2 separate regions of the Homo sapiens genome follow, and region 1 is linked to region 2. Evidence: chromatin loops called from intact Hi-C (ENCODE). Cell type or tissue: heart right ventricle. All regions are shown on one strand. Each heading gives the region's core, and the rest is flanking DNA. Links, peaks and the distances in the headings are about the cores only.

Region 1 (16,729 bases), core at 5,194-13,193, 82 kb before region 2:
ACTCTCTATCTTTACTTATTCTCCCTTTTTATTGTAGCCATTAGCTATTTAATAAAATTTCTTATATATACATAAGAAAATTCGACTGGGCACGGTGGCTCATGCCTGTAATTCCAGCACTTTGGGAGGCTGAGCGGGGCGGATCACGAGGTTAGGAGTTCGAGCCTGACCAACATGGTGAAACCCTGTCTCTACTAAAAATACAAAAGCATTAGCTGGGCGTGGTGGTGTGTGCCTGTAATCCCAACTACACAGGAGGCTGAGGCCGGAGAATCGCTTGAAACCGGGAGGTGGAGGTTGCAGTGAGCCGAGATCATGCCACTGCACTCCAGCCTGGGCAATAGAGTGAGACTCCATCTCAAAAGAAAAAAAAAGAAAAGAAAATTCAGTGTGTGTGTGTGTGTGTGTGTGTGTGTGTATATACCCCACTCATATCAGGCTTTGAAGAAAATTAAAGAAAGGAATATTTTTTGTCCTTTTATGAAACAGTAAATTTTGATTGAATTATAAATGGATCTACTGACAACTCATTTTAAAATGTATTTCCAATAAGCAAGACATTTTAGAAACTCTGATTTAGCTTTCTTTTATTTGTATTTTATGTTTTTTCTGGTTCATGTTTTGCCCCCTATATTGATTATAGCTAATAGCCTAATATTAATATATTTTATTGAGATTAGTTAATATTAATTGAGTGGCCAAATGATGGATGATTCTGTGCTGAGTGTTTCTGATAAGGCAGTCAAGTATAGAAACATGGATGGTTTTTCATTTAGCTGATTTCACAGCAAAGTGCAAAAGGAGGATAGGAAATTACATGAGCATTGTTGATTTCTTTATCAAGCACAGACCTTGGAAATGCATAAACTCTATGTATAGTGAGATTTCACTTTTTCTGAAAAAAGTTGAAAAACAACACTAATAATAAGTAAAATAGAAAAAGAGAATATATAGGAAAACAAAAAAAATGGCTTGTCAAATTGTGTGTCATTTACAGAGGTGTGTTTGTGTCTTCACATACAAAGAATCCAGGGAAAATAAATGGAAAAAAATTGAATAAATTTAATAATAACAATTTAGTTAGCCTATCTATGTCACTTCCGTGTTTATACCAGATGACTCAGAGCCAGTAGTTCTTTCAATTTCAGCAGAAAATAATTATTGGCAGTCCCAAAGTTGGATAAACTGTGACCTGCATTGGCTGGTTTGATTAAGGCTGGAAAATAGCAAACTTGATTAAGTGACAAAGACAAGATAATGAGGAAAGTTATTTAGAAAATGTGTTTAGAGATTTGAAAAGGGACTAAAAGATAGTTTCTCAAGAAAGTGCAAAAGAAGATGAGAAAATTATGAAAAAGAGTCTGGGGCAACATTTTAGGAACTGTAGACAGTGAAAGCAATTTTATAATGTATGTTAATATTAGCATGATATATAGACGAAAGGTAATCTTCTGATTGGTCTGAGATGAAGTAGTTATGTTAACCCTCAAAAGATGATGAAGTGTGAAATTTGAATTCAGATAACTAAGTTTTCAAGTTTTCTCAAAGTATTCCCTGCAGTGGCTGGTGGTCCACAAAGAAAGGAGGGCTTCTCAGCATTTTCAGTAGAGGAGGTCATCAGGGTATATTGGGTGAACTCAATACACCTATACACCTCCTGAGCTTTGGGGTTTGAGCCACATCACTGAAGTCTGCACTCTGTCATCTGCAAATGGAAGGGACTGCAATAAATAATCTCTAACTCCTCTTCCAGTTCTAAACTCCTATTATGCAAATGACTCTGTCTTTATATTGACTTTTATGTAAGAGGTACTGAAATGAATAGGAAAAATTGTTTGGTATTTCTTTAAATTTTCTCTATTTTGAATCAATTAGATGGCAGAGGCATTAAAAGAATATAGTTGTGGGTTTGGATTTAATGGGAAAAGACTCAGCCTTTCTCAATATGGACTTTGCAAGCATCCAAATATATACCTGCAAAGTATATGTTCAGAAGTCCAAATTCATTTCTGGTAATGATTCTTCTAAACTAATCATTATGTAAAAACTTGGCAGAATTGAGTTTGTGTTGGAATTTGCCACGTCTTTTGCTAACCTGATTCCAGCATAAGCATCAAGGATCTGTGTCCCAGTGTTATGACAAAAGTTCATTTCCTGTCTTAAGAATCAGAAAGAGCTTTACTGCTGGTCAGAAAACTAGAAAAGGTACCTGACTACCCATCAATTACTAATACCTTAGTAGCCTGGTCCCCTGGGCCACCTCCAAAGAAACATCTGCTGAGTCTCCAGGCCTCGAATCTCACACTTCACTTTTATGAGCCTTTTCTCTGGGGTCATAAAAGAAAATTTCTCTGAGAAACGTACTTTGCCAAAGTTTATCCCTTGGCTTTGTTGTAAAGATCCTTTAAATGTGGCAGAGACACCAACAGCCTTTTTAGCTGCCTTTCAATTCTTCTCTGATGCCTAAAACTAGAGAGGCTCAAAGTGAAGTTTTCAAAGGGAGTCTCCTTAGAGTTCACTGGGACCCTGGAAGCATCTCTCATGCCTTCATTTTGGGAATATCTAAACTTCATTACCTTAATTGACATGCCCAACAACCTGATCTTTCATTTTATTCTGTACACTAATTTAACAGATACAATTTAGTCTTTGTTTTCCCAGATTACATTTTTTAGTAGGGGAACTTGAATAATAATCACCATGATATGTCAAAAGCTCCTGGTTTCTCAAGGCAGCTCCACAGCAGGAGCTCTGTAGTTAGATAGGGTTGGGTTCATTTCCTGTTTCTGCCACTCACCAGCTATGGCCAAGGACAAGTTACATGATCGATGTTTCAGATTCTTCTTGTGTAAAAAATACTAAAATACACAAACACACACTCACACACCCTTCCCATAAGATTGTTGTGAAGATTAAATAAGATAATGTATGTGATGTCCCCAACAGCTCTTTAAAGCAGGAGTCAGTCAACAGACCCCATCAAGGACAAGATAGTAGCTACTTAAGGCTTTGCCAGTCATGTGACCTCCATAGCAGTTACTCAACTGCACAGTTTGAACACAGTAGCCATAGACAGTGCATAAATGAGTGGGTGTGGTTGTGCTCCAATAAAAGTTTATTTATGGACATAGAAATTTAGGTCTCATATAATGCTCATGTATCACTGAGCTCCTGGTGTTCTCCTGCATGACAGCTTAGCTTTGTCTGACCCTCTCAGCCCTGCTCCAGCTTCCGCAGCTCCTCCACCGCCTGAACCGCCTCCATTGATGCATCTGTTCTTGTTCTCCTTGTGTTTTTTTTTTTTTTTTTTTTTTTTCTCTTTGCTGTTCTTTCTGTAGCCAGGCCTATACTTCTCCATTAATGTGTTCTTGATTAGGTTTGGTAAGATTCTATCTCCAGCATTGCATAGATGTCTTAATTTTTCATAGCTGTATAAGTTTCTTGTCCTTTCTCTCAAAGAGCTTGGAAAAATTTCCAAAGGCTGGATTAGAAGAACTGTGAGAGTCACTAGTGTCTCTTATTCCAGAATCTTCTTTCCAAATATGACAAGTTAGAGTCCAGCCAGTTTGTCTTTCCCCTACCATTCGGTGAGTTCTGTACTCACAAGGTCACTCCTTCCTTCCCATCAAGGATGAATTGACCTTGGTATCTCCTCATTGCTCAGAAAGGTAATTCAAGTGTTCCACAGGTCAATCCCAGAGTCACTTCACTTTTGTCAGGAATCCCTGTGTCTCTTACTTTAACTGGACTCTGGGTGACCTATCTTGTTTGCACAAATATCTTAAAGTGAACATGCCAATTAGTGTCTCACCTCTACCTGCTCACAACCTAAACCTTTCCACCAAACTAACATTGAGAAAGTAAGTAGATAAAAGAATTATTGGCCAGGCGTGATGGCTCATACCTGTAATCCCAACACTTTGGGAGGCCAAGGTGGGTGGATTGCCTGAGTTCAGGAGTTCGTGACCAGCCTGGGCAACACGGTGAAACCTAGTCTCTACTAAAATACAAAAAAAAAAATTAGCCGGGCGTGGTGGCGTGCGCCTGTTGTCCCAGCTACTCAGGAGGCTGAAGCAGGAGAATGACTTGAACCCGGGAGGCAGAGGTTGCAGTGAGCCAGGAGTGTGCCACTGCACTCCAGCCTGGGCTACAGAGCGAGACTCCGTCTCAAAAAAAAGAATTATCACTGAATCCATATTTAGAAGAACAGTTAGCTTATAAAAGCAATAATTAGAGACAGGATTCCTTGTATAACAAATACTAATCATTTCCCAATATGGCATTCTGGGAAAATAAAATCAGATACCACAGGATTTCTATTTAAGTTTGGTTGTTATGAGATTTTGTTTTGTTTTCAAATTTCCACATTGGGAATAATATGAATTAATAAAAAATAGTGAGTAGTGCAATGGCATAAGGCTTGCTTGATTTATAAAATAGTTTTGGCTTAACGAGTAGAAAATGAGGTTTAAAATTCAACATAGTCACCCAGTTTTTATATTCTAATATTTCATTAAAGGAATTAGACATGCAACTTATTATATAATAGAATTAGATAAGATAAAACCAAAATAGAATCTTTCTGCTCTAAGCTGTGCTGCAAATTCTATAATTTTTTAGTTCAATAAAAAGAACTGTTGACTTAGATATAACTTTCTTGGTATATTCTCTAATGCTCATCAAGTAAAGATTGCTTTCTATATTTGTAGGATAATGAGCATTGGATATATTATTAGAGTTCCCTTAAACAAGCTTTGATGCATGAAAAAAATGGTTTCATAAGTATAAAACATTAAGGAATCTTTCTGAGAAGCTAGAATAAAATTGTCAATCATTTATTTAATAACTTATGTCAGCACAATTTTCTTGTAGTATGCAATGAGCATTTACATTTGGTTGTATGTACCAAAAAAAAATTTTAGGGTTGCTCTGAAGTTATCAAGGAGACACTGATCATTTTTTTCCTGTTATAAAAAGTTGCCTAGAGCTCTAGTAGAAGAAGCATCACAGCTTTCGTAAGGCAAGTGACTGAAGACTTGATCCAAGACTGGACTTTTATCTTTTTTTAAAAAAATTATGGACCTATGGATGCTAGGCAAGACCAGGCACTTTATATATATTATTCCAAATTCTTAATTTGAATCTGTTACATCATGACTTTACCATTTTATGTGTGAAATAACAGAATTCATGAAGTTATGAAACTTGTCCAATGTCACACTACCACCGAGTAGCATTTGTGATAGTCAACATGTATTCCTCCCATACTGGGTAGCAGTGCTTTTCTAAGTGCTTTCTATTTATTGCTTTGTTTAATCTCACAACACATTTATGAGATAGTTGCTATTATTATCCTTATTTTTCAGATGGAGAAAATTGAGGTGAAGTTCAGTTAAGAACTTCACTAATGTCGCAGAGTTAGCACATGGTAGACGCAGGGAGCAAACACAGGCCATCTGTTCATGTAGCCTAAGCTTTTAACTGCTACGCCAACTCCACTGCCTCAGGGAACAACTGGGCATGGCACCTACATTTATGTGAACCCAACCCTCCAAATTATGAAGTCTCTGTCATGCTAATTATCTGCATGAGACATGAGACATCAGGCACTTAAAAACTCACCATTACAGGGCCGGGTGCGGTGGCTCACATCTGTAATCCCAGCACTTTGGGAGGCCGAAGTGGGCGGATCATGAGGTCAGGAGATCGAGACCATCCTGGCTGACACAGTGAAACCCCGTCTCTACTAAAAATACAAAAAAAAAAATTAGCCTGGCGTGGTGGCGGGCGCCTGTAGTCCCAGCTGCTCGGGAGGCTGAGGCAGGAGAATGGCGTGAACCCGGGAGGTGGAGCTTGCAGTGAGCCGAGATCGCACCACTGCACTCCAGCCTGGGCGACAGAGCGAGACTCCTCAAACAAACAAACAAACAAAAAAAAAAAAAAACTCATCATTACAGAAGAGGGAAAATAAGGGTGTGTGTATGTAAGTATGTATGTATGTGTGTGTGTTTATGTATGTCTCTACATCAAGGATGTAGAGGTTTTACTTTACTTCCAGGCCTTCCTGCCTGACCAAAATTTAAAAGAGGAGAAATTATGATGTCATGTAATCATCAAGTTCATTATGTCACCTAAAAGAAATCTATCAATTAGCCCAATTATTTAATCAAGGATTTGTTGTCACTTTAAAAGTTTCATCAGATTATTTTACCTAAATTATAATGTACTCTGTGGAGTCTCAGAAAATGTGATCTTGTTGAGTGTTTCTTCCAGGTTGGTAGGTTGGCTTTTCACCTTATATGCAAATTTAAATCAAACATTGATTAGTGTAGGAGTATTTCTGATATAACACAGCATAGATGTTCTTGGAAAACCTCATATGCTTCAAAACTGTGCACTAAAAATAAAAGGACTTAGGGAAAAAATGTGTTTGAGTGAAATCATTCAATGCTTACGAGCACTAACAAAAGCAAAAAAGAAAAAAAACAAAACAAAACAAAATCCCCAAAATATAAAAGTTTAGTTAAAAGATACATTGAATTCTAATGAATACTGCACCTCAGCAATTGTAGGCCTTGACCTAAGGGGAAAAAAGTGAAAGTAGTTGGTAGGAAAGAACTATAAGACAGCCTTGAGTCTGCTGAGTTATGGAGACAAGAGAAAAATACAGGAAAATTGTCCAACAGTACTTCTACGACAGAGCATATGGTCAGACTGGGCTAAGAGGAAGAATGGGGAGCAAAGGGGATCTAGCATGCCTGCATTTTATCCTGACATTATTTCCCTAGCGATAGATGTGCCTGAGCCAATTGACATTCCTGAAATGTACAGTACTTATTTGAAAACAGATAAAAACAAAATGGCTTTTTACAGAGTAAAAAGGAATTACATTTCTTCCTTAACTCATTTCATAATCATTACTATATTTTCAGTAAGTATATTTTAAAGTGACTAAGCCTCTGCAAGGAACTATTTTAGCAATGTAACTATGATGAGAATCATAGAAAAAGATGCAAGAAATTGTTTTATATATTTTAGGGAAAATTGGTTGAAAAGTTTATCTGATTTCCTCATGATCAGCATGATGCATCATAAGTAGTGATGATACTTAATTTGAAGATGTTTAACTGCATGTATTCAAATTGTAGTCATCACACGGGAGAGTTTTTAAAATATATTTTAGGATTTATAATCCCAAAGGTTTTTCTCTTAAATTAGTTATAAAACATTCTGTAAATACTTTGATAAAAACTGAGAAACAAAATGTGAATTTGAATACTTAAAATCTCCCTACTATAGAGTTGAGTGTACTGAATTTTGCTATTATTTCAAAGATGCCACAGAATTGCCTCTTAAATCTAATTTTAAAAGATTGTAGATTGCACTCATCTTATTTTAAATAAAGATTTAATGCAGCTTATTAAACACAATTTGTGTCCAGTACTGTAGTTTTATCAAGGCGGTTGCCACCCGGCGAGTCGGGGGGCAGGGGCACTCCAATATGATTATTGAAAGTGAGGTTGCCGTTGTCTTTAGAGTTGACCTCTCTGTTTTGGGAGAATCATCAGTATGGGCTCTTGAGTTACAAAAATTTAAGGTAAGCATCCTCCTCTTTAAAAATAGCTTGAGACAGCTCACACTTACATGTAGATGCAGTCCGTTAGGAAGGTGAATGCCCTACTCAGTAATAGAAATTGGAGTGAACAATTACTGGGCTTTTGAACAAGGAGAAATTGCTTCCCAAAATGAGATTTTAACAGAAGAATTGGAGTAACCTAACTCCCACAAGGTGTTATATAATATTAGAAATCCAAGCTCTAGGCTTGGTTAAGATTGAATAACCAGAGTCATGGGAAATGTATTATGGACTATTTTGATTGTGCACTATGGTCCCTAGAGTTTTTCCTTGGCTGGGATATTGAGAAGTAAAGTCAGAGGAATGTGTCTTCCCTCTGCTTTGGTCCCCACACCCAGTCAGTAGCCCAGGCCTGCGGATTCTCTCTCAGAATTACTTCTGCAATTGATTCATTTTTTCCCCCCAGGGTCCTGTTTTTGCCCAACCCAGATCTACCATCTGTCCTACTCTGACCCATTTTTCATTCTACATTCCAAATAATCTTCTAAAAATGCAGTCTAATTCACTTACTCTCTTGCTTATTAGTTATTTAGTTGATTGCCCTTAGAATAGAGTATTATCTTGTTTAATGCGGTTTGTAGAACTCTGCAAAATCCTGACCTCTGTCTATTTTGTCTCTCACCACCATTATCTTGCTCTGTCTTAACCTCATTCATGCCTTTGCTACACTGGAATTACTTCTGTTCCTAGAACATTGGCTCCCAAGCATGCTGTTCTTTCTGGAACTCTCTTGGCCTGACGCAGCTCAGATGTTTCTGAGAGGACTAGGTTCAGATCTCTGATTTACATTCCCAGAGCACTATATCCCTCCCCTTTTTGCAGCAGAGGCCACCCTTGGAACTGATACATCAGAAATAGTTTTCCTCCTGGATTGTAAGTTCTTGAGAGCAAGGGGTGTTCTTTACACATCACTCTGACCTTGTGTCTAGAAAAATGCCTGGCACAGAGCAAGACCTTCGTAAATATTTGTTGAATAGGAAGAAAAATGAACAAGTGCATGAATGCGTGAATGATGTAGAAGACAATCCAGTAATACCAAAGAATCTATTGGAATCAAAATTATTAAAAAGAAAATGCAGATGAATGGAGAATTTATGTTAAAAGCCAAAAGAGTCTTGAGCTTTGACTTTTAGGCATCATCAAATTTAATAAAGAGATATCAGTAACATACTAAAGCAAAAGCCAGATGGTTTTGAACTTAAGAATAAATATGATGTAAGGAAATGAACACAGCCCATAAAGCCAACCTTTCAAAAAGAGTAACAATAAAGGGAGAATGGTAGTGCTAGAGAGGAATGATGGGATGAAGGAGTCTGAGATTTGTTTGTCTCTTTTTAACTTTGTGGCAGAGAGAATTGGACATGCTCACCAATTTTTCTACTACTTTGTCCTGCTTTCCTGATATACCACAGGGAAAGTTCTATAAACATTTCCTACTACAAAGTGAAAAGAAACCTATTTTAAAAGACTGGTTTATGGGATTTTATGTAATATTTTTCAATTTTTGAGTAAGGAAAACTTTCTAAGTTTTCAGTCTACCTGAAAATTAAGCCTTTTTCCTTATTTATGAAAATAGTTGTTACAATTTGTACTGAAGTATACAAACTTTATCCTTACTAAGGCAATTTGCTTTTAAGTTTTCTCCTCCTTTTGGCTACTCTTAAAAATCTGGACTTTCAAGTTTAATCTTAAAAAGCTCATATCTTTTTAATCACAGATATTGGCATGTCCAGGTACCAGGTATGATGGTAGACATTTGATACAGCTAATTGCTTTTGTGATGGATACATAATTTTTAGGCTTGCCTCTTCCCTGTAACTTTTTTCGATTTTTTTATTATTTATTTATTTCAACTTTTATTTTAAGTTTAGGGGTACAAGTGCAGTTTGTTACATAAGTAAACTTGTGTCATGGGAGTTTGTTGCACAGATTATTTCATCAGCCAGGTTTTAAGCCTAGTACCCATTAGTTATTTTTCTTGATCCCCTCCCTCCTTTCACCCTTTACAGTCCAAAAGGCCCCAGTGAGTGTTGTTCCCCTCTATGTGTCCATGCGTTCTCATTGTTTAGCTCTCACTTATAAGTGAGAACATGCGGTGTTTGGTTTTCTGTTCCTGGGTTAGTTTGCCCAGGATAATGGCCTCCAGCTCCATCCATCTTCCTGCAAAGGACATGATCTCATTCTTTTTTATAACTACATATTATTCCATGGTGTATATGTACGACATTTTCTTTATCCAGTTTATCATTGATGGGCAATTAGGTTGATTCCATGTTTTACTATTGTGAATAGTGTTCCAACAAACATACGTGTGCATGTGTCTTTATAATAGAATGATTTATATTCTTTTGGGTGTATACCTAGTAGTAGGATTGCTGGGTCAAATGGTATTTCTGTCTTTAGGTCTTTGAGGAATTGCCACACTCTCTTCCACAATGGCTGAAGTAATTTACACTCCCACGAAGAGTGTAAATTAAAAAGCATTCCTTTTTCTCCACAACCTTCTCAGCATCTGTTATTTTTTGACTTTGTAATAATAGCCATTCTGACTGGTGTTAGATGGTATCTCATTGTGGTTTTTGATTTGCATTTCTCTAATGAGCAGTGATGTTGAGCTTCTTTTCACATGACTGTTGGTCACATGTATGCCTTCTTTTGAAAAGTGTCTTTTTCTAACTTTTCATCTGCTCCTTAAGACCTGCTTTTGGAGAAAAGTGTATCAGTGCCAGAGAGTGTGGTAAGGGGTGTTTTCCTTACATGATATTGTTACATGTCTACATGATCTTGTTACATGTAGTAAACAAGATGTTCATGCCTAATTGAATTCTAGGATGGGCATGGTGGCTCACGTCTGTAATCCCAGTGCTTTGGGAGACTGAGGCACGTGGATCACCTGAGGTCAGGAGTTCGAGACCAGCCTGGCCAGCATGGCGAAACCCCATCTCTACTAAAAATACAAAAATTAGCTGGGCATGGTGGCTGCCACCTGTAATCCCAGCTACTTGGGAGGCTGAGGCAGAAGAATTGCTTGAGCCCAGGAGGCGGAGGTTTCAGTGATCCAAGATCATGCCACTGCACTCCAGCCTGGATGACAGAGTGAGACTCTGTCTCCAACAAAAAAAAAAAAAGTTCATGCTTCATTAAATTTTAAATTCTAGAGTTTAAATGATTGAGGGTTGCCTTACTTGCACAATAATCTGTCCCTGTTATTAATACTAGGCCAGTAGCTGGGTCATTATTCTCACCACGGCAAAGTTAATCACTCACTAGTAAAAAGAGAGTGAGCATTAAGTTTATTTGGAGGCTGTTTAATTATCAACTTTTGGAATGAGAAGTACCTCTTCAAGTTTCTGAGAACATATTATTCCACTTCTTGCCAAGGCCTGTCGCCAAATTTATTATTTTAATTTATTTGTTTTTCCCTTACCATGTTACTACCATCTCTACAACCAACTATGTACTGAATTCACCCACTGACCAAACCATTTCTGAAGTTACTGCTAACGTTACCCATAAAAATCATCACTAGTTTACTTGAGGAACAATCTTTTGCCTGCCAGGAATATTCTGTATTCTGTATTCCTGGCAGGCAAAAGCAAGACAAACAGGTTTCCAAGGTATCAACACTGCGTGCATCTGCTTCATAGTGTAATTTCATCAGTTGAGCAGATGAAGAATGCTAATTAGTTTGTTTATACATATGTAATTTAATGAGACTAAACACTTAACTATCTTAAAGTAAGCACAACTTACTTCCTGTTGGCTGTTTTTGCTTTAATAAAAAACACTGTTCGGCTTATTTCCTGGAAATTATAGTACCGTGCAGTACAGGAAAAGAAATTATTTCAAGGAAGGTTGACTGGTCAATTGTATTCTACTGCAGCTGGATTCAGTAGGAAGATAAGAATTAAAATATTGGGCTTGGGTACCAGCGTTGAAATCCAATGTGAATGAGAGAGTTAAGTTTAATGGAAAGATCTATTATAAACTATATTATGGCAAACTTCTAAGTCCAATACTAAAATTCTAATATATACCAGAATAATTCGTTTTAGTAATAATTCTATGCCATCCTCAGACCTAACCTATAATCTTCCATTTCTTATTGTCTTCCTTTTGTTTTTATGTACCCTTTTTTGCTAGTTATTGTAGTTAGATTTTGATATAACTGAAATAGTGGCATTCAGTTAATAAAGCTCTTTTCCCTGAAAATTAATACAAAATAGTGGTACTATTATTTGTATAAATAGTTATTTAGTATTATCTATTACACTCTTTTTGATTACTTTGAAGTTGTTCAAAAACTGGATCCCAGCCAGGCACAGTGGCTCATGCCTGTAATTCCAGCACTTTGTGAAGCCAGGGCAGGAGGATTGCTTGAGCCCAGGAGTTACAGACCAGCCTGGGTAACATAGTGAGACCTTTTCTCTACTAATAATAATGAAAAAAACTCTCCAAGCTCCCCAACCCCAACCAAAACTGGACCTGCGTAGGCTGTTATTTTTGGAGAGGAGTGACTAGAGGAGATGAGGAAATAACTTTGCTCCTATAGTCAAAATTATATTTTAATTAAAATGCTTTAGTTAATATACTCGGTTTTCTACAACCAGGGGTCAGCAAACTACTGGCTATGTTCACAGTCTGCTTTTACAAACAAGGTTGTATTGGAACACATCTGTGCCCATTCATTTGTATATCATCTCTGGCTGGCTTCACACTGCAATGGTAGGGTTGAATACTTGCAATAAAGACCATGTAACCTGCAAAGCTGACAGTATCTATTCTCAGGCCCTTTACAGAAAAGGTTAAAGCACTTTTAAAGCTTAAAGCTGATCATTGATTTGAAGCTTAAATCAGAAGAGAAGTTATTAAACAATAATAGAATTATGTTGAGATGTAGTAAAGACTAAGAAACAAATATTTATTACATTAAGTCCCAAAACAAATGTGGGTAAAATTATTAGATATTTAGGTTTTGTAGAACCTAAGTAATCATTCCCCCTATAGCCATATTACCTTTGGACCACTTCAGTAGTCTATTGAGGTAGACCGCTTCCATTCTGTTCTGGCAGAACAAATTTTCTACTCATAAATGCATAGGATTTTCTTTTGTCCCTTCTTGAAGTTCCATAAATTATATATGAGCATAGATTTTGTTTATAACTTTAGGTAACAGAGCCTTGGCAGCTTCTTCTGGCCTGCCAGCATCCATAATCTTCCTCTATACCTAATGTCCCATGACATCCCATGGGGATCAGATACTGAATTTAGCTTCCTTGTTTGTCCCAGTTCAGAAAATGAGTTGTTCATTGTTCTAAACTTATTAGATGACTTACATGTGACAATTTACAGGCTGTTGCTTATGGGAACATATTAAGGGCATTGAGGAGCATAGAAAATAAAAAAAAAAAACCTAATTGAACTTCAACTCTAAAGATTCAAATATAAGGCTGAATCTTGGATGTTTCAGATACCACTAGCCAATGAACAGGAAATTATGTTCCTCACTGAATTTTAATATAAATTTGTAAACCATATTTTGAAGATAAAAATCTAAGTTGATTAACAAAGCCCGATTGTGTAGAAACTGCTCTAATTTAGTAATATTAGTTTGGAGTTATAGAAAACACATTGGCTTTGGAGTCAGCTGAATCTGCATTTGAACCCTAGTTCAGTCATTCTCTAGCATTTGAAATGAGAGAAAACTACCTAAACTTTTGAGCTTCTCACCCATTGGGGATAATAATACCTGTGTTATGTGGTTGCTGTGAGGATTAATTGTAAACATAGAGTTCCCAGCACTGTGTCAGGCACATAGTACTTAGTACATGTGGGGATTAGCAAATATGGGTTCTTTTCCACTCTTTGTTTTTCTTCCCCAAGAGTAGGAAATAGCTGGTAGACCCAGTTAATCAAGATAATTAGTATTGTTGATGAACTGAATTCACAACTTGACAGTTCCAGTAACAAATAGCTAATGATAAATGGGTTGTGAATTGTGGGAGAATTTACAACCACAGCATCAACAAAAACAAAAGTACTGGGGGAAATATGCTGGAATGGCGATGCTTATGATTTCAGTGGGAAGTGGGGTAGTCTTTGACTCACCGCAGTCTAGATTTGTTTCCAGAGACCCCTGCAAATCCCATGGTATGTTCTTGGGGATCAGGAGTTCTGATGTTTTTTTCATTTTGATGATAATATTTTTAAATTGCTTTACCATTTAAAGTGATAAAATTTTTCTTTTGCCATAATCATCTTCATTGAACTTTTTTTCATTGAACTTTTTTTTTCTAAGTTGGTGTTTCAAATCTGAAAACATATACTTGGGGATCATTATACATATTGTTTTGCTTTAGGTATTTTTGGAAGCCATTGGTTTTTACTGTTCTGACTTTTCAGAAAGGAGAGCATAATGAGAATGTAGTAGTACAAGCATGAATAAAACATAAACTTAGATGTGGCTTTTGTCATAAAACCGTGGTGTTCCACTCTTGTGAAATCAAACTGGACCAGATGAGTGTAAAAAATGGAAATCAGTAGTTGATGCTAAGAACATTTTGGAAAAATATATTTTATTTTAAAAGTTAAAATAGTAAGAGGAAGTATTTTGCTAATATTGTGAAATTCACACATATTAAGTAAAGATCTTTGCCAAATGTCCTGCTCATTTTATAATTGGCATTTCCAGCAGAATTTTTTTAACTTGAGAATGACATGACTATTGCTTTTGCTCACCTGTCTTTTTCTGTTTTCATCCGTGCATAAAGTCACTCCTCTTTCTGTTCTGACTTTTTGCTGTCCATAGACATCCCAGTTACCAGTGTCCTTGAATTGATAGTGGCTTCTGTTTGTCAGTCTCATATAAGAACTACAGCTCATCAGGAGGAGATCGCAGCAGGGTAAGAGACACCAACACCATGTTCTGCACGAAGCTCAAGGATCTCAAGATCACAGGAGAGTGTCCTTTCTCCTTACTGGCACCAGGTCAAGTTCCTAACGAGTCTTCAGAGGAGGCAGCAGGAAGCTCAGAGAGCTGCAAAGCAACCGTGCCCATCTGTCAAGACATTCCTGAGAAGAACATACAAGAAAGTCTTCCTCAAAGAAAAACCAGTCGGAGCCGAGTCTATCTTCACACTTTGGCAGAGAGTATTTGCAAACTGATTTTCCCAGAGGTGAGTGCGTGCTCTTTAGATTTTGAAATTGTAATACTTTGAAATTGTAGAAGAATGTTTTTCCAAGGAAAATTTAAACACTTCCTTTCTCACTTTCAAGGCTACAATAAATGTAGAATATTTTCTTGAAACACATAAAAATATTCTTTTAAAGCAATTGTGTTCTTAAGTTGTGTTTTATCTTAAAATGTTTATGATCTTGAATTCTTTTCAAAAGAACACTGCAGTCTGACAAACTTTATGATTTTGGGCAACAGGCTTAATGCCTCTTTACCTCAGCTTCCTTATCCCTAAAATGGAAATAATAGTAGTACCCACCTTCTACAGTTTTAATGAGTTTTAAGTGAAACCATCCATAGCTCTTGCCATAACATAAGTGATCAGTAGTTGTTAGCTATTATCTTAAAATTAAATTCTTCAAAGAATAACTTATTTTCTGCTCAAATTTTCTCTCCTAATTTTAAAGAGCATCATACGTCCCCTGCCAGTTTTCAGAGTTGTGAAAATCTCCCTTGGCCACTTGCTCTGATTCTGAAGTTCTGCTCAAGCCAGTCTTGACTTTCTCCCTTGGGTCGGAGTCATGAGCCTGTGATTGCCTACACCTGCGTGTTATTAGGTCTCACACTTCTTCATATAGCCCTGCAAGCTGCATAGCATAGTGTCATGTTGAGATCTAGAGCACCTTCTGTCAATCCACCTTGAAGGAAACTTCTGGGAAGAGGACACAGACCTAAATAAATAGAAGAGCAGTTGAAGGTCTTCATGATGTCTTCCTCCCTCTGTCAGTCTTCATAGTTTTATATAGATTTGCTTAACCTATGAATTTGGCTGGACATTGACTTAATCAGACACCAGCTAACATAATACATTGATAATTTTTAATTGACTCAATACCAACCCTCTACTGTGTGCAAAGCACCAAAGAAACATGGACTGGCTGATTTTCAGAACTGAAAGGAATTTAACAGATAATCTTGTTTCACTCCCAGGAAGTGCTAGGGAAGTTCAGTGACTTGACCAAAATTACACAGCTTTCAAAGGGTAGAGCAATTAATTCCTGCTGTAAACAGTCCAGGCTGGAATGACTGAGAAAGAAGAAATTGAAGTTTGAAAGATGGATAAATTAGACTTAGCAGAAAGTTGAGGGAGTTTATTTCAGATATAATATTAACACAATAGTACTTTGGCAGATAACCTTTGAAATGGAAATGTTTAATTATTCTTACCACACTCTAGTTGCTAGACAGCCAGCATTGGCTAGGATAAAGGATAGAGCCCTCCTCAGGGAGTTGGTTTGTAGCACAGTCTGGGAAACAATCGGTGCTCTCATTTCAAGGACAGAGTGAAATGAACAGAAATGAACCAAAGGTGATGATGAGGAAGCTGAGATTGCTTCTATGTTTTCCCTGAATCCTGTCCTTACTATGTTGGCTTTATCATTTTGTTTGGTAAATTTTGAATTTCTGCAATGGAAGTCATACACATATTGGACTCTTTTTTAAAAAACATTATGGTTCACCTCCAGCCTGGGCGACAGAGCGAGACTCTGTCTCAACAACAACAACAAAAAAATTCTGGTTCACTTGATGGTGCCACCAAAAGTTCCACAGGCTTCCTTCATTCTTTTTCATTCATTCTTCTTTTTGCCCTTCTGACTGAATAACTTCAAATGACCTCTCTTGAATTTGCTGATTCTTTGGCTTAAGTCTGCTGTTAATGCTTTCCATTGAGTTTTTCAGTTCAGTTATTCTTTCATTCCAGAATTTTTACTTGGCTCTATTTTTGTGGTTATCTCTTTGTTGATGTTTACATTTTGCTCATGCATAGTTTTCTTATTTTATTTAGTTGTCTGTCTGTGTTTTCTTATAACCCACTAAATTTCATTATATTGAATTTTTTGTCAGGTAATTCATTGTTC
Region 2 (16,729 bases), core at 4,978-12,977:
TTTCCTTGCATTCTGTGATTTTTGAGAATTAAAAAAAAAATCAGAGGAGTACATCACTTAATTTGGCGTGTCGGAAGGATCTTTGCACATTACGGTGAGCATCAGAAATCAGAAAATCTGTATTCTCACTCTTAATGTACCCAGATCTAGTTTTGGCAAACATTTACTAAGCATTGTTATGATTTGCAAGAACAAAGTCCTTTCTACTTTCTTGCCTTTCTCCAGAATAAGGGGCTCTAGCAAATGTTTCTCTTTAATGTGTTGGAAAACTATAGTTATGGGTTGATGCTCTGCAGACATCAATAGGAAAACACACTTAAGGAAATGAATGCTATAAAGAAATCTAACTGGCTAGATCCGAGGGTGACAGCTCAGCAGACGTGAGTACTTGCAGCTTTTTCATTCTCTCCTTTGCCTCCTTGTTCGTTAAAGAGGAAATGGTGGGAGAAAAAATGTCTTTATTGTTTATGTCTAGCAAAATGAAGCATCTTTTTCTGTGTCAAACTATATCAAAAGATAGTGAAGTTAAAGTGGATTTTATTCCAGGTAAAAGTAGACATTCTGAAGTATTTATTGGACCTCCTCGTTACTGTGGCTTTGGTTCTGTTGCATATTCTGGTCTACTTCCCCTTCATTGTTGAATCATGAAATATGAAATTGTTAAATTTATTGAAATTCTTTGTGGTCAATCTTCAGATAACCCAAACATGGAAACCTTTCACTCAACTTGTCCTACATACCCTTAGCATTCCAGCCCCATGGGCCTGTTTTTAGTTTCTCAGCCATACCGAGCCTTAAATGTGTCCGTTTAACACCTGTGCTTGCTATGGTCTCCTTTTCTTCACCCTCCCAACCCTCCTGTAAATGTAAACACCTCTCAGCTTTGAGATGTCAAAGCAAATGTCACTTCTTAAGGGAACCTTCTCTCACATCCAAACTTTTCCCTTTCCTTCATAGTGCTGTAATGCAAGAGTTTGTACTTAGTATTTGTACTACTGATTAATGTCTATCCTCCATGACAATAGCCTCCATAACTCTTTCTAGAGTGCTCTCTCTCTCCCTCTCTCTATGTATTCAATAAAATATCAGGCTCTCTTTCTGTAATAAAAATATGGATGTTTATATGTGAATGAAGTATCTTTCACCTTTTTCATTTCCAAAGAATAGAGCACACACATATTTTTATCAAAGATTCTTCTCTGCAACCAGAATTTATGTCAGCATGGTGACATATTCAACTACTATTTAAATATAAGCTGTTTTCAAATAGACATTTCTTTTTCTCCAAGATTTATTGAGATATAATTGACAAATAAAAGTTATATATATTTAAGGTGCACAACTTCATGTTTTGATGTACATATACATTGTGAAATAATCACTGTAATCAAGCCAATTGCCATATTCATCACCTCACATAGGCACCCTCTTTTTTTGTAGTGAGAACACTTAAGACCTCCCCTCTTAACAAATTTCAAGTATTCATTATAGTATTGTTAACTGTAATTGTTCATTGTAATTGTTAATAGTGACATTGCTGTGCCAAATAAACATTTCTTATATCAGCAAAGGCAGAAGATAGAGCAATATAGCAATACATAATAGCAATTCCTTTTGGAAGTGTCAGAGTTCTTTTATGTTTTCTCATGTCATGTGGATGTATTGGAAGGACTAAGAACTCTATTGTTAGAATGACAATTTCATATGTCAAAAGACAATTACTAGATTGGATTCAGGACATGATTGAATCCTTTAGCAAGTTTCTAAAAGGCAGGGATGTGTGGTGCTGTTTAAAGTCAGTGTCATAGACTGTAACTCAGTGTTTAGAATACTGAAATTAAATTTGAAATCCAGCTGAGCTCTCACCATGTCATGCTATTTCGAATGTAATATGTCACGTATATTAAACACATACCATATGGTTCTGCAGTCACAGTCCTAGATGCTTTATACTCATTATCTCAGTTAATCCTCATCACCACCACAGAAAATAGATTCCTTCATTATCCTCATTTTGCAAATGAGAGAATAGAGGCGTAAAAGAAAGCCTGCCTCAAACACTCAGCTATTAATTATTAGAGCTGGGATTTGAACACAGATAAAGTTGTAATTATCATGTTATGTGTTTTCCTCCAAAGAGAAAGACCTATAACCTTCTTCTTTCCAAAGACAACCAATTTAGCAAGGACATGTGCCATGTTTATGTGTATTAGTACTGCCTGCTGCTTTTTCTTTTTTCTTGGAATGTTCAAGCATGCGTACAGGTGATTTTTGACAACAATATTTTTAAAGGCGAATTGACATGAAGCATATACACAAGTGTCTAAGTAAATTCATTTGTCTGTTAAAGCTGCTGAAAATGGCTCAGCAGCTCAAATGAAGATTTGTAAGTTTTGTGGATATGTTTTCAAAATTGGAGAAATTACCATTAAGGGTCTCTTGTGACTCAAAATTGGAGAAATTACCATTAAGGGTCTCTTCCTGACAATTGCATGTCAGGAAGAAACATGCAATTATGTATCAAGACTGTTGTTGTTTCCCCTAAAACTAAGGTATGGGTGTCACTCAGGAGAGTATTTATTGTTACTGTTTACAGTGATTGGATGAGTGAGTGAACACATTGACATGAAAGGACTGACCTTTACTAACTAAAAGGGGGTTCAGGCAGGAAGTCGTTACTGGATTTAAAGGGCCTGTCTCTCCACTTGGCAGCTCCCTCAAGCCAGAGTCTCTCCTTTGGGGTTCAGGCTTACTGAGAATCATTAGATTAGGCCATTGAAAACTTAGAGGCTATTCATGCTCCACAGCCACTTAGAAAAAAGCAATATAAAGTTTTACTTTTTTAGATGTTATATATAGTTACTATCCACAGTTTATAGTGGGAGATTTTAGTTTTAATAATGGTTGGGGACAATGCAACATTATGGTACCAATTCAGCTCACTACAATGGACCATTCTAGGATTTATTATCAAAACGACACCTACGTACTGTTTTTTAATACAGCATGTGTTCTGATAATGTTGTTTATGGGATCAATAGTATCTTGGAGCTGTCATTGGTCAGTTTGATTGTTTGATCCTGATTGACCTTTTCTGCCCAAGAGCAGACCTTGTGTTGAGATTATGTTTTCAACATGCCTGTGTTCAGGCTCTCCCATTTCAAAATACTCCATGGAAAACTTCTTTAACTGAAATATAGCAGTCTTGTCATATTCTTAACTTACTCTAAAAATGTACAGTAGCAGGAGCTCAGGGTCAGAATATGAATTCAGTTTTTCTGTGTTCACATATTGTAGTTAAGGAATATCTCCTTGTATGTGAAGTTATAAGAAATGTTACCTGGATATTTTGGACAAATTGTATACCTAGTTTTAAAAAATAAATAATAAAAAATATTCTTTAGTTTGAAAGCAAATGATGGACTTTTGTTAGTAATGTTTGATTACTTGTTTGTTTTTTTTTTTTTTTTTTGTAGGGAGCTTGGAAATGTGTGGGGAAATTGATTTCATTAATTCATTCACTAATTTTTAAACATGTATACCTTTATTAAGCACATGTGCACCTTTATTAAGCACATGTGCAATTCCAGGCACCTGGGTTAGGCACCAGTAATTACATTAAAGAAAAAAATCCCAACTTACCAAACACCACCACTATAAAAATACCAACTACCTCTTTGTGAAAAGGTAATTAGTATAAATAAAGGATCTGCTTAAATTCCAACAAATAAGAGTAAGTAGGAAGTTGATTGCTACTGGGAAACTATTTCACTTATACGTATTCAACTTCTAAACAGTTACTGTGGCTACAGATACAAAGAATGTGATTATTTCTGATTTTGTTGCCAGGTGAGAATTCGATCTTTATTTTTAAAGCCCTTAGGGGCAACAGAGCTTGTTTGTTTCTTGGCTATTTTAGTTTGTAAATTCTATCAGCAAATCTGCATACTAAGTGCACCTTAATTATTTGATTCTGACTAAAAATGACTAAGATTTTGTTGTCATTCTTCCCTTCTCTTCTTCCACTTGCCATTTCCTCTTTCTCCTTTTTCCCTTCTTCCTTCATCTTCTCCAACTACTATAACTTACCAGTTAGAGGAAGTATCAGGCATTAAGTGTGCAAGAAGTACTACCCTGAGATTTTTGCATAGGTTAATTCTGCTAACCAACACAATGACCGGAGGTAACTGCTGCTGTTAGCCTGTTTTACAGATGAGGAAATGAAACACCAAGAGTTGAATCTGCCCAAACTGCACATGGGATTGGCTTAGTTGTTTATTTTCCATACTGTGTGAGGAAAGACTTTGACTTATGACATAGATGAAATCAAGGGAGTTTCTCTTTATCTAGGTTTACTTGTTAGCCAATGAAAGTGCTTTTAAACTTGAACCTCTCTAAATATTTATTATTGTCTGCTGACCTCTTTCATTGAGTAATTCACTGAATAGAAAAATTTAACGCTTAAGCCAAGCAGAGTCATTGGGTATGTAAATATGGCAAGTCATAGTATTTGAAAATAGTGAAAGACTATGTTCACTTGGGATTTGGTAGGACTTTTAAAAATAAAAATAATAGTAGTAAGCAGCAACAGACTGTAATACAAACTAGGAGGCATGAAGATTGTAGTGCTGTTGGTTATTATTTGATAGATGAGCACTCTTGAACACAGTTTAATCCAATTTACTTAGAGTTTATATGATATTTTTTGTCATCTAAGAAGCATTGAAAAAAATGACAGTATGTCCAAAATTTTCAGAAAAATCTTAAATTGTGGTTCTCAGGGAAACCTGTGGTTTTTCTCACATGTAAAATAAGTACAATTTAAATAATAAGGTAATTGCATAATTTCCCTATTATGTAATTATATAATTACATAATAATAATGTAACAATGTATACATAATGCAACAATTTAAACAAAATTGGAGCTCAAAAAATAATTCTGAAAGAATGAATGAGTCTATAAAATTTGGTGAATGTACTTGGCTGAATTTGGATAATTTAAGCCCATATAAATTCTACTTGTCACAAAAATAAATTTTAAATTACTAGAAGTGTTATTCTTGCCTTTGCTCTTGAGGAAAGAACTTAAAAGTTATGGGATAGCAAAGTGGGAGATGCAGAATTATGAGATAATATTACTTGAATTATGTAAATTGTTTATGTAATCTGAATATTAGCTTACTTCCTAACTTTTCTTAAATTTACTGGTCGCCCTCTGTGACTTCAGGTAGCAGATAAAAAAACAGCCCTAAAGCTAAGGAGAGAAGGAAGCCTGCAGTGTGGGAAGGGAAGCCATTAAAACTTTCCTCAAAGAACAGTGGCAGCTATATTTTGCAGAGTGCTGGGAAATGGTTATTATCACATCTCTGTGCTTTCTGGAGGTTAAAACATTTGACAGCATGAAGTCCGATTATATATAAATTTACCTAAAAGTTAGAAGAAAAGTTGTATTGAGAATTGAGAGACAACAGAGAAGGCTTGGTTGATTCAAAATTTCTACTAGCTTCAAAGGCCATATTATCTGAAATTAATTCTCTTAGTTATTATTCCTTCATTGTATATTCTCCATCTCAGTTTAGTGTATTAAACTGCTTCATACTAAAGAGTTTGCGATACCTCCAATTAACTTTTGCAGTATTTCCAATTAGCTTTTCCCCTGAAAGGAAAGAAGATGAAGAATAGGCTAGAGAAGGAAAGGAAGTGGCCCCAGAAAGGTTAGGTATAAGGTGGTAAGGATGGAGGTTTCCTGCTCAAGTCCTTGCTCCGGCGTCACTGTCCCCATGAAGCCTACCATGAACACCTATGTATATTATCCTCATATGTATACTGCATCCAGCCCCTTCCTCTTGCATTTCCACTCTCATGTCTTTATCCAGAGCTACCTCTTCCTGTAGTATCTATTGCTTCATAACATATTATATCATTTTGTTATATATCATGTTTATTGCTTATTACTTGTATCTGTCAGCTAAAATATAAGCTTTATGAGGACAGGGATCTTTACCTCTTTTGTTCATTGATATATTAAAAGTGCTTAGAAAAGTGCTTGGACATAATAGGCATCCAAATATTTGTGGTAAAACTGTTCCATAAGAAAAAAAGAAAAAGAAAAAGGGTAGCCCCACATTCCCAAAGATGTAAATAGAGTCCTAAGTACTTTGAATAATTCAAAGGAATTCAGAGTGAAATTTTTAAAAGAAGATTATTATTTCCTTCCATGTACTACTGTTTAATTTCTATTTCAGTCCCCACTGGGGAGCATTGACACTGGTCATTTCAGGAAGTAAAGCTTTGATGATAAGGGAGCTTATTTTAATAAAGAGAGAGAAAGGAAAGGACCAATGCATTGACCCATGGTTAGGGGGTTTCTGAGGAAATGGCTGTTCCCCTGTTTTATGCAGAGGGACTGTGGATTCTGCTTGTACCTTGTTTATTTATGGGTTACTAGAGATTGGTGAGTGTTTCAAATAAACAGAGTTTATTACAGAAATTTATGTGATTTGATTTATTCCAATTGGAAGAAACAGAATGGTGAAACATGAATAAATTTCTACTTATTGTATCTTTAATTAGAATATTCTGTCAGAGTCTCCAAAATTTTAATCTATAGATCAGTGTTGTTTCAAAATAAAATGTTAATAGCAAAATGACAAAACATAAGGTATCCATATCCGTCAAACTATTTATCCCATTCCTAAGAATTTGTTCTGTTTTTACATAGAAGTGTAAGAAGCTATAAAGATATTCATAACATTTTTTATACTTGTGGAAAAAATAAAAACATCTAACTACCTACCAAGACTTCAATATGTCTACAATGCAATTTTATGCAGCCATGGTATAGAAGTATAATTATGATATGAAAAGATATCCATCAAATATTCACTCAAATGGGTTTTAAAGCAGTATGTTCTATATATAAGTATATTCAAGCATGAACAACTTGAAAATTATAATAGCAGTGATTATCTCAGGATAGTGGAGGCTTATTTTCTCTTTTTAGTTTTTCCTTTCCTGTACTTTATATATATTTTTACAATTAGAAATTAGAATGCAGAAAATATATAGTAGCATTTATCAGAGGATAAGACAATGTTTGTATATTACGTTTTCATAATTTTTTGATATCTCACTGACTTTTGGTATTAAAAAGACTTGAGGTCTTCGAAGAGTTGTGTTGCTTTTGTTTAACAGCTGTTTATGTTTGGAAAAAGGGAGAAGAATTTAATATTTTATGTACAGTGCTATAATTGTTTGAGTAGACATGGGGAGTGCTATATTCACTGGGAATATGTATAGTACTTTAACTGCTTAGAATATACTTTTGTACACTTTATCTCTTTACTGTTGTGAAAGGTGAATTATCTGTTGCTTCCACTTCAGAAAAGAGAGGTTTTGTTTGTTTGTTTGTTCGCTTGTTTGTTAGCTGAGTCAGGATCTGGCTCTGTTGCCCAGGCTGAAATGCAGTGGCAAGATCACGCCTCACTGAGGCCTCAACTCCCGAGGCTCAAGCAATATTCTCCCACCTCAGCCTCCCAAGTAGCTGGGACTACAGACTTGCGCCACCACACCTGCCTAATTTTTTTTTTATTTCTAGGAGAGAAGAGGTCTTGGTATGTCGCCCAGGCTGTTCTCAAATTCCTGAGCTCAACGGATCCTCCCACCTGGGCTTCCCAAAGTGCTGGGATAACAGGCATGAGCCAACCTGCCCAGCCAGAAAAGAGAGATTTTAATGCTTATGTGCTTTATGTGATTTGCTCCGGTTCATTTAGCTGGTAAAGCCTGGGCTCTGAAATGCAGATCTCTGTGCTTACAGAAAACATGCTTTTAAAAAAAAAGTTATGAATAAATGCAGGCAAATAAATTATAAGCTCTGAAGGACAGAGGATGTTTTTAAGACTATCTGCATACTAAGGTATGGATGTAAGACATACCACCATTTGGAATTTTTCCCTTGAGCATACACAGATATAGTCATGAGTGGCAGCTGTGATAGCACAGCTTCTGAAGGAGAGAAAGCAACTAAGGACTGCCTTGAAAATATTTAAGGAGTTATTTGAGCTGCTGTGTTGCAAGTTCGCCTAATTAGAGTGGCTACTTTCCTTTGTATTCTCTTGGCAATGTACAGGGATTCCGATGAATTGGATTGAGAGTAAGAGGTTGACATCCAAGCTCCATGTATTTTTGTGAAGTTAACATTGGCAATGATATCTGGAACTTAGTTCTTTTCTACAGTTGGCCATGTGGGTTTTTTTATTTACATACATTTATGAGGTACATGTGCAATTTGTTACATGCGTAGTAGGTGGCAGTGTTTTAAACAATGGATTTCACCTCTCCTTTGAATGCTTGTTTGAGAAAAGTAATTCAAATCCTATCTAAATAAATACATTTATATAATCATGACAACTTTTAAAAACAATTATAATTTTCTTTCACTAGTACTGTGTATGTTTTGAGCTACTGTGTTTAATAAGCTAAGGATATATTTGAAGATTTTATCAGTCCACTTGGCATCTCAAACTTAATATGTTTAAAAACATCTCAAACTTAATATGTTGAAAACATAGCTCTTGACCTTGACCCCTTGTCCGCCTCCAACAAGTCTTTCCCAATTCAGCTACTGGTGACAACATCCTTTTAGTTGCTTAGACCAAAAACCTCAGTGTCCTCCTTGAGTCCTCTCTTTTCACACCCTGTGTCCAATCCATAGCAAATCATGCTGAATTTACCTTTAGAATATATATGAGTTTGAGGCATTTCTTACCTGCTCCACGGGTTCACGCCATTCTCCTGCCTCAGCCTCCCGAGTAGCTGGGACTACAGGCACCCGCCACCACGCCAGGCTAATTTTTTGTATTTTTAGCAGAGAGACGGTTTCACCGTGTTAGCCAGGATGGTCTTGATCTCCTGACCTCGTGATCTGTCAGTCCCCGCCTCCCAAAGTGCTGGGATTACAGGCATGAGCCACCGCGCCCAGCCCACCAACACTTCTTACCTGAATGTTGGCAGCAGCCTCCTAACTGGTCTCCCTCCTCTGTCTTGTACCCCTTTAGTCTATTTTCAATGCAGTAGCCAGGTGAATCCCTTTAACCTAGAGCAGTTTATATCACCACTCATGTCACAAGTGCTCAAGCCCTTCACCTCTTTCAAGTAAATGGCAGTTATCCCAACGTCCAACCAGGCCAAGCACTGTAGCCTCATGTTACCTCTCCTACCCGTTCCCTGATAGCTACTTTTCCCCCTCCTCTGTTCCAGCCACATTGGCCTCTGCTGTCCTCTGACACCCCAGGCATGCTCCTGCCTTGCCCTTTGCACTTGCTCTTCCCTCTGCCCAGAACACAATCTCTCTAAATTGCTCGTGGCTTACTCTCGGAGCTCCTTCAGACTTTCTTCAAATGCCAGCTTCTCAGTGAGGCCTTCCTGGCTGCTGTCCTTGAGCTCTCCACTGCTCTACTCTGCTTTATTTTTCTCCAAAGTATAATACTTACCATTATATGTTATTTATTAATTTTATGTTGTGTCTGTTTTCCCAGAATATATGTATTGCAAGAAGTCAGGGATTTTTGTCTGTTTTACTAAAGATTGTACCCCTAGTACCCAGAACAATGTCTGGCACCTAATAGGGACTCAACAAAACTTGCTAAACATCTATTAACCCAAAAGTTATTTAATTTATTATATTTAATGGCAGGTATTGTATTGAGCAGTAGAGTACTATGTACTGTTAATCTTGCTAAAATATACTTAAATATATCATTTTAATTTAGGGAGGGGGATATGACATCATTTCTGCTCTCTCACTAGAATTTTAGGTACATGATGATGTTTAAACAAATTTGCCCAAAAAAACCAAATTCTATTTCAGAGATAAAGCCATTGTTTATACAATTATTATACTTATAGTAGCTATTTTTTTAACTTCAACTTTTCTCTTCTGTCTTTCTTGTTTTTGTTTTCCAGAAAAGAGGCACAGTTAGATGAAGAAGGACAGTTTCTTGTCAGAATAATATATGATGACTCCAAAACTTATGATTTGGTTGCTGCTGCAAGCAAAGTCCTCAGTAAGTTGAATGCAACTTTCCTTCTTTGGCCAAGTTACACGTAGAAGCTCACAGAATGCATGGTTCAAGATCACAACGCAGGGTTACAGAAGTGGTGCAGAGCATTTGTACAACCTGCATAGTTGTGTGGTGGGCATCCACATATCATGTTAGGCTCAGGCTATGCCAAGTCTTATTTTTCCTTTTGCAAATTCTTTAGAGAATAGAAAAGAGTAAATGTGCTCTTCTTGTTGTTTTTTGAGACAGGGTCTGGCTCTGTCACCCAGGCTGCACTGCAGTAGTGGCCCAACTCCGGCTCACTGCATCCTCTGCCTGCCAGGCTCAAGTGATCCTCCCATCTCAGCCTCCCAAGTAACTGGGACTACAGGCACGCACCACCACGCCCAGCTAATTTTTTGTATCTTTGGTAGAGACGAGGTTTCATCATGTTGTCCAGGTTGGTCTTGAACTCCTGAGCTCAAGTGATCTACCTGGCTCAGCCTCCGAAAGTGCTGTGATTGCAGGTGTGAGCCTCCACGCCAGGCCCAGTCCTTTGTCTCCCCCAACAGAAAGCCATGTATTCAGGAAGGAAAGAGAATTATTGATACTTAATGTAACAACATCAGTTGTGGTGTCAAGAAAACGGTAGTTATTCAAGTATAATATGTGTTTCTCCAAATCTCTTTTGTAGTCACAAGTTATATTAACTATTGGTAAAAGAAACATGAAACTGAGATCTACCACAGATAAATATCTTTCTGAAGAAGGCAAAGTTTTAAAAATTTCATGGAGAAGAAGTTGTTCTCAAAGTAGTATCTATTATTCCCACAGTGCTTAATTTTTAACTGGGCTATAGTTTGGATACAATAGAATGAAGCTTTTAGCTTTGCCACATATAACTAGGAAAGCAAACACTATCTATAGTAGAATAAAAATTGTTTTAAAAGATTGGTAAATGTTTAATATTAACAAGAAAAATATCTAGCCTCCAGCAATCAAAATTGAAACAAACATGAAATAACTTTTTTTATTATCAATTTGGCAGTCTTAAAAATGGAAATATCTAGTGTAATGATGGAGTACAGTTAATGGGAAATCACATACATTTTAAATGTGATGGTAGTTAAGACAACTTTTTTGAGAACAATTTTGCCTCATGAAAGCCTTTTAAAAAAATATTAAAACCTTCAGTAATTTTTCCTAAATAAATTATTAGATCTCTTTCCATTAAGATTTATGTATGTGTTTTCATGTCAGAGTTCCATATATTATCAAAAACTGAAAAAAAGCCTACATTTTCAATAAGAAGGGATTGGTTAAATAAATTATTGCATCCATATGTTGAATAAGATAGCAATTAAAACTGATACACAGCACTTTGAGAGGCCGAGGTGGGTGGATCACTTGAGGCCAAGAGTTCGAGACCATCCTGGCCAACATGGTGAAACCCCCTCTCTACTAAAAATACAAAAATTATCCAGGTGTGGTGGTGGGTTCCTGTGGTCCCAGCTACTCAGGAGGCTGAGGCAGGAGAATGGCCTGAACCCGGGAGGTGGAGGTTGCAGCGAGCCGAGATCCTACCAGTGCACTACAGCCTGGGCGACAAAGTGAGACTCTGTCTCAAAAAACTAAAAAAAATGTGATACAGAAAATTTAAGTTTTAGGAAATATTAATGATTGTTTATTAAGAAAAAAGCAGGACACCAGGGTACATGTTATATGTAATCAAGTTATTAAATATACATATTTATATAAAGACTTTTGTATCAAAATATTGTCATGTGCATTCTTGATGATTTTAAAAATCTGTGTTTTTTGGAAAAAAGAAGTAGTATATCAAATATATGCTTTAAAATGGCCAAAATTAAGTACAGGGTGAGTATCTCTTGTCTAAAACTCTTGAGACCAGAAGTGTTTAGGCTTTCAGATTTTTTTTGGATTTTGGAATACTTGCATATCCATAAGAAGATATCTTGAGGATGGGATTCAAGTCGAAACATAAAATTCACTTATGTTTCATGTACACCTTATAGACATAGGCTGAAGGCAATTTTGCACAATATTTTAAATGATTTTCTGCATGAAACAACATTTTGACTGCAATCCATTACACGAGTTCAGGTGTAGAATTTTCCACTTGTAGTGTCACGTTGGTGACCAAAAAGTTTCAGGTTCTTGAGTATTTAGAATTTCAGATTTTCAGATTAGGTATGCTCCACTTATAATTTGTAATAGAAGCTGAAAAACTGGTTGCTTTGCTTGTAAATGCAAATGTACACCATTAACATGTTTATACGTTGTCTTCTCTGATTTCATTGTATTGTCCTGGCGGGATTTTTTTCATATGATCTATGCTTGCCATGCACAAAAATTGAAGACATTTTACATTACTTAATAAACACTTATCTTCATTTTTTCTATTAACAATATTTCACCTATTATATGCTTTTTTTCCCCTCTTGAATTTGTAAAATAGATCTCAATGCTGGAGAAATCCTCCAAATGTTTGGGAAGATGTTTTTCGTCTTTTGCCAAGAATCTGGTTATGATACAATCTTGCGTGTCCTGGGCTCTAATGTCAGAGAATTTCTACAGGTAAGCAATTTGAGGTCCTATAGTTAAAAGTTCTGTGTTTATAACTCTCAAATATAGACTCTAGAATACTTTTGTTCACTCAGCTGTACAAGAGTGTCTTGCTTCTGAAATGGAATCGTAGTCACCTTTTTCTAATTCACATAAAATCATCGTTATTGGAGCGTCTCGAATACATTTTAGCATTATATTTTTTCTTTAACTTCTGGTTGCTGATACTGAATATGCAAGTTGTAAATTAATGTTCCCTGAAGAACTCCAGGTGGTCTTTTGTGATCTGTTCAACTGCCCTTTTTTTGGGGTAATGGCTCTATATCCTAGTGATTGTGGTTTTATGTGTTAGACATTTAATATGGCCTTATTTTCTATTTACAAAACATTCCTAGTTTGTAGATATAATCGAGCAATGTATCAGTATTTATGAAGTTCTACCTGGAGCTCAATGTTTAGGAAAAAGTAGTAGGGTTTTCAGGTGTTCTGTCACCAAAACATACTTAAGATCCATTATCATTAGTTAAATATTAATTAATCTACTGTACGAGGGAAAATAGGAAACAGTCCAAAGTCAGTTTCAGGTGAAAAAGTTAAATAATGCAATCACAGGCCTTTGTCTTACATTCTTGTTAAAATTACCTTAAAAGATTGTACTAGTAAATTACACATTAGATGAGAGACTATTTCTGGATTGACTATACTATTTTAAGCATTGACATTTGTGAGACCCTCTTCTTGAAATGTGTTAACATTGAAAATTATATAGTTGTTTGCAAAGGATATTTCTAAACTGGCTGCTTTCAGCAGCCAGATCTTGCTGGAAAATGATGTCAGTGCAATACTAGCTGAACCGAAGCCCAGTTTTGAGGGAATGTAAACTACTTTCAATCCAGCTGCATTATTGATTTAACAGCCAAAATAAGAACTTTAGTGTTTAATCAAAATGTCTGTTGTTTACATAGTGACATTTTTCTTATAAACTTAAAACAGCATTAAATCAAGTTGGAAACTGGTTTGCAATCTCCTGCCATGGATTTACTAAACTACTGGTGTCAAAAAAAGCTGCCACTTCCAAATGAAGTAGCTGCCAAGAGATATTTAAATAAAATTGAACAGGCAGCATTTAATGGGATTATTTTAAATGGATTAAAATTTGATACTTAAATGTTTTGGGGGATTTTGGGTTTTTGAATACATATTTCACTTTTTAGTACTTTTGTTGGCCACTATCAACTTATAGCAAAGTTTCAACTTTCAGTTGTTCTGACTTATAACTCTCTCTCTCAATGCCCATGTTTACATAACAAAACAAAGATTCAAGTGGTTTTATTAATTCCTTTTTTTTTTTTTTAACCTCTACTCATTGTGACCATCTGCTAAGCTTGTTATGGCACAGTAAGAGAGCAAGCGGCCTTTTAGGTGTGTTTCTCTGTATTCCAGAGCTGCTTTATCCAATAGGACAGCCACTAGTGCATGAGGCTACTCAGCATTTAAAATGAGATGTGCAAACTGGGGAGTGGCTCACACCTGTAGTCCCAGCTACTTGGAGGCTGAGATGGGAGGATCACTTGAGCCTGGGAGATGGAGGCTGCAGTGAGTGAGCTGTGATCACATCACTGCACTCCAGCCTGGGTGACAGAGTGAGACCCTGTCTCTACATACATACATACATGTGTACATACATACATACACACAACAAAGTGCAATGTGCTGCAAGTGTAAAATATACACCAGATGTCAAAGACAGTACAAAAAGAATAAAAGATGGCTCATTCACAATTTTATATTGATTGATTTCATGTTAAAATGTTAATATTTTGGATATATTTGGTTATATAAAATGTAGTTAACATAGCTTTAAATTATACACAATTTTATTTTATTTCTCTTTCAACGTGAGAGTGAAAAATGAAGAAACTAGAAAGTTAGAATACTGTAGTTTTCATCAATATTTTACATTATGATTCAGTTCTTTTATTTTCTCCTGGTTTTGAAATTATACATTTTAAGGGCAAATTGAATATGTTAAAATACTGCTTTTCTAAAAAGTAGATATTTATGTTATCATTAGGCTGATTACACAGAAATTAAATGGACTTTTTCTGTGTGACTATAAAACAAAATCATTAACTTTCATACATTGTTTTAACATGCCAGCACACATATATTGACATTTTTATTACGTAAATTAGTAAAATATTCTTTATGGTGACTTCAACTCTTCACTAAAAATTTAAAGACTTTCTTTCTGTTTCAGTCCTGGTTTTAATCAGTCACAGCATCTTTAGATTCTATTTCCCAAATACTGAGCTTTGGGAATTCTGCCACTTTTCTCTATTTCCCCCCACACTTCTTTGGGAGAGTCTACCATTATCTAGAGGTTGAATGGATTCCCTGCTTCTCTTCATGACTCCTCCAATCTCTTCTCCATCCTATAACTCTAGTGCTTTTTCTGAAATGCAAATGTCTCTCGTCGTATCGTTTTCTTGCTTAAACTCTGGAGTAATTTTTTATTGCTCACTGGAAACTGTCAAAATATTTAAAACAATTGAAACCTACATCCTTTCTGCATCTTTCCTCTCCCTCTCCCCCAGTCCAGCCAAACTTAACCTCTTTAAGAACCTTGTATTTATCTTGTTCCCGCTATCCTCTCAGCTTTTCCACTGCTCTTCTCTTTGCCTGGAGCATGTTTCCAGCACTTTCCCCATAGATAAATTCTATTAATTCTGCAGGTAAAATTACTTCTCTGGGAAGACGCCACTCCTCTCTCCAAGCTCTGCCCTATCCTAGTCACGGTAACTAACCTCTCTCTTATTTTCATAGGACACTCTATTTCCCCAGCCACAGTAGTTTTCATACTGCATTATCATTCCCATTTGATGGACTGGAATGTAAACTTCAGGAAGCCAGAGATCATGTATAATCTCTTAATGTTTGTACCTTCACAGATGCAATCTGTATATCTGAGAATAAATGAATATCTTTTTTAAAAAAGTGAATATTTGTTGTTTGTGCAAAAGCAGAAAACACACAATAGGAAGCAAACACACCAATAGATCAAGCTGAATTATTTGCCTCAGGATAACCCATTTCGAGTGAGATCCTGTAATTTTTTTTACGGATGAATCATAGATTGAAATATAAAAGAAGAGACATACACTAGACCAATTTCCTTTTCAGGTGAACATCCTAAATTACTGTTTATTATTTAATTTACAGGGTACATTGCTTGTATCTGTTGACACTTTTAAAATGGTCGTTCTGACATTTCCATTTTAAGCTTTTAGGGAACACTAAAATAGCTACTGAAATCATAACATGGGAGACTATTTGATTATGCCTTAGCTGAGCAACTCTGACTCACTCATCATAGCAAGCAGAATTTCCTTGGAAGTTGCCTGTCCACAGCCTCTCAGTTAGATACATTATTAAGAATAGGTCTGTCTTATATATGTATATACATACCATACCATTGTTTTTACTTTTCTTGAAATAATGAAAGAAAATTTCTAAGTACTAGACACAGCATATAATAGGCAATTAATGAAACAGTCTTTAAATAATAGAATTAATTAATTCTGAAGTATATGTGTCTTTATAATTATTTGGTCCAGCCTGTTTTATCAGGATAATACCTCTTTTGCTTAAATTTTTTATTCGAGGATACTGTATAGATAATATCTGTAGCTTAGCTCCAGAAAAATATTTGTTTTCTCACATGGAGGTTATCATTTCCATTCACAGTTGACTTAACGAATACTAACATATCTTTCCCCTTGAAAGGCTTTGGTGCCAATATCCAATTCATGACCCTGCTTATGCAGTCTCTCCTGTGCTTACAAATTCAAGTTTAAAAAATTTGCATTATGCGTATTTTAAGCCACACTGAGACTTTAACAAAAAAATAGCTAGAAGTCCTAAATGGATAAATAAAATATAATGGGATATATTTAGGATAAATAAAATTTAGGATAAATAATATTTAGGATATATTTACGATAAATAAAATTTATCCTAAATGGATAAATAAAATATAAAATTTAATGGATAATAAAATATAAGAAATATTTTTAGAGAAAACTTTGTAGAAATACTCCT

What was found. Hi-C counts contacts between places; a loop is a spot of excess contacts. Peaks named below come from ENCODE experiments on the same cell type or tissue, not always from the same donor. Only the 100,000 strongest peaks of a DNase experiment are listed, where the experiment ranks them.
Region 1: it touches region 2 in a loop (2.0-fold over the local background); 8 of 110 quality-filtered maps call a loop at or near these places.

Annotation. Positions count from the first base shown.
Region 1 is chr4:155,682,312-155,699,040 of GRCh38, forward strand. GUCY1A1 (guanylate cyclase 1 soluble subunit alpha 1) reads left to right here. Exons shown (of 10, transcript NM_001130682.3): 3 at 14,445-14,811. The coding sequence starts at 14,557. Among named protein-coding and RNA genes, the nearest start is that of GUCY1A1, 24 kb to the left of the region's middle. In heart right ventricle, for the core only: no CTCF peak of the experiment used is centred there; a DNase peak (open chromatin) is centred at 8,440; H3K27ac peaks cover 7,743 bases.
Region 2 is chr4:155,765,003-155,781,731 of GRCh38, forward strand. GUCY1B1 (guanylate cyclase 1 soluble subunit beta 1) reads left to right here. Exons shown (of 14, transcript NM_000857.5): 3 at 9,966-10,066; 4 at 12,522-12,640. Among named protein-coding and RNA genes, the nearest start is that of GUCY1B1, 14 kb to the left of the region's middle. In heart right ventricle, for the core only: no CTCF peak of the experiment used is centred there; a DNase peak (open chromatin) is centred at 9,207; H3K27ac peaks cover 1,029 bases.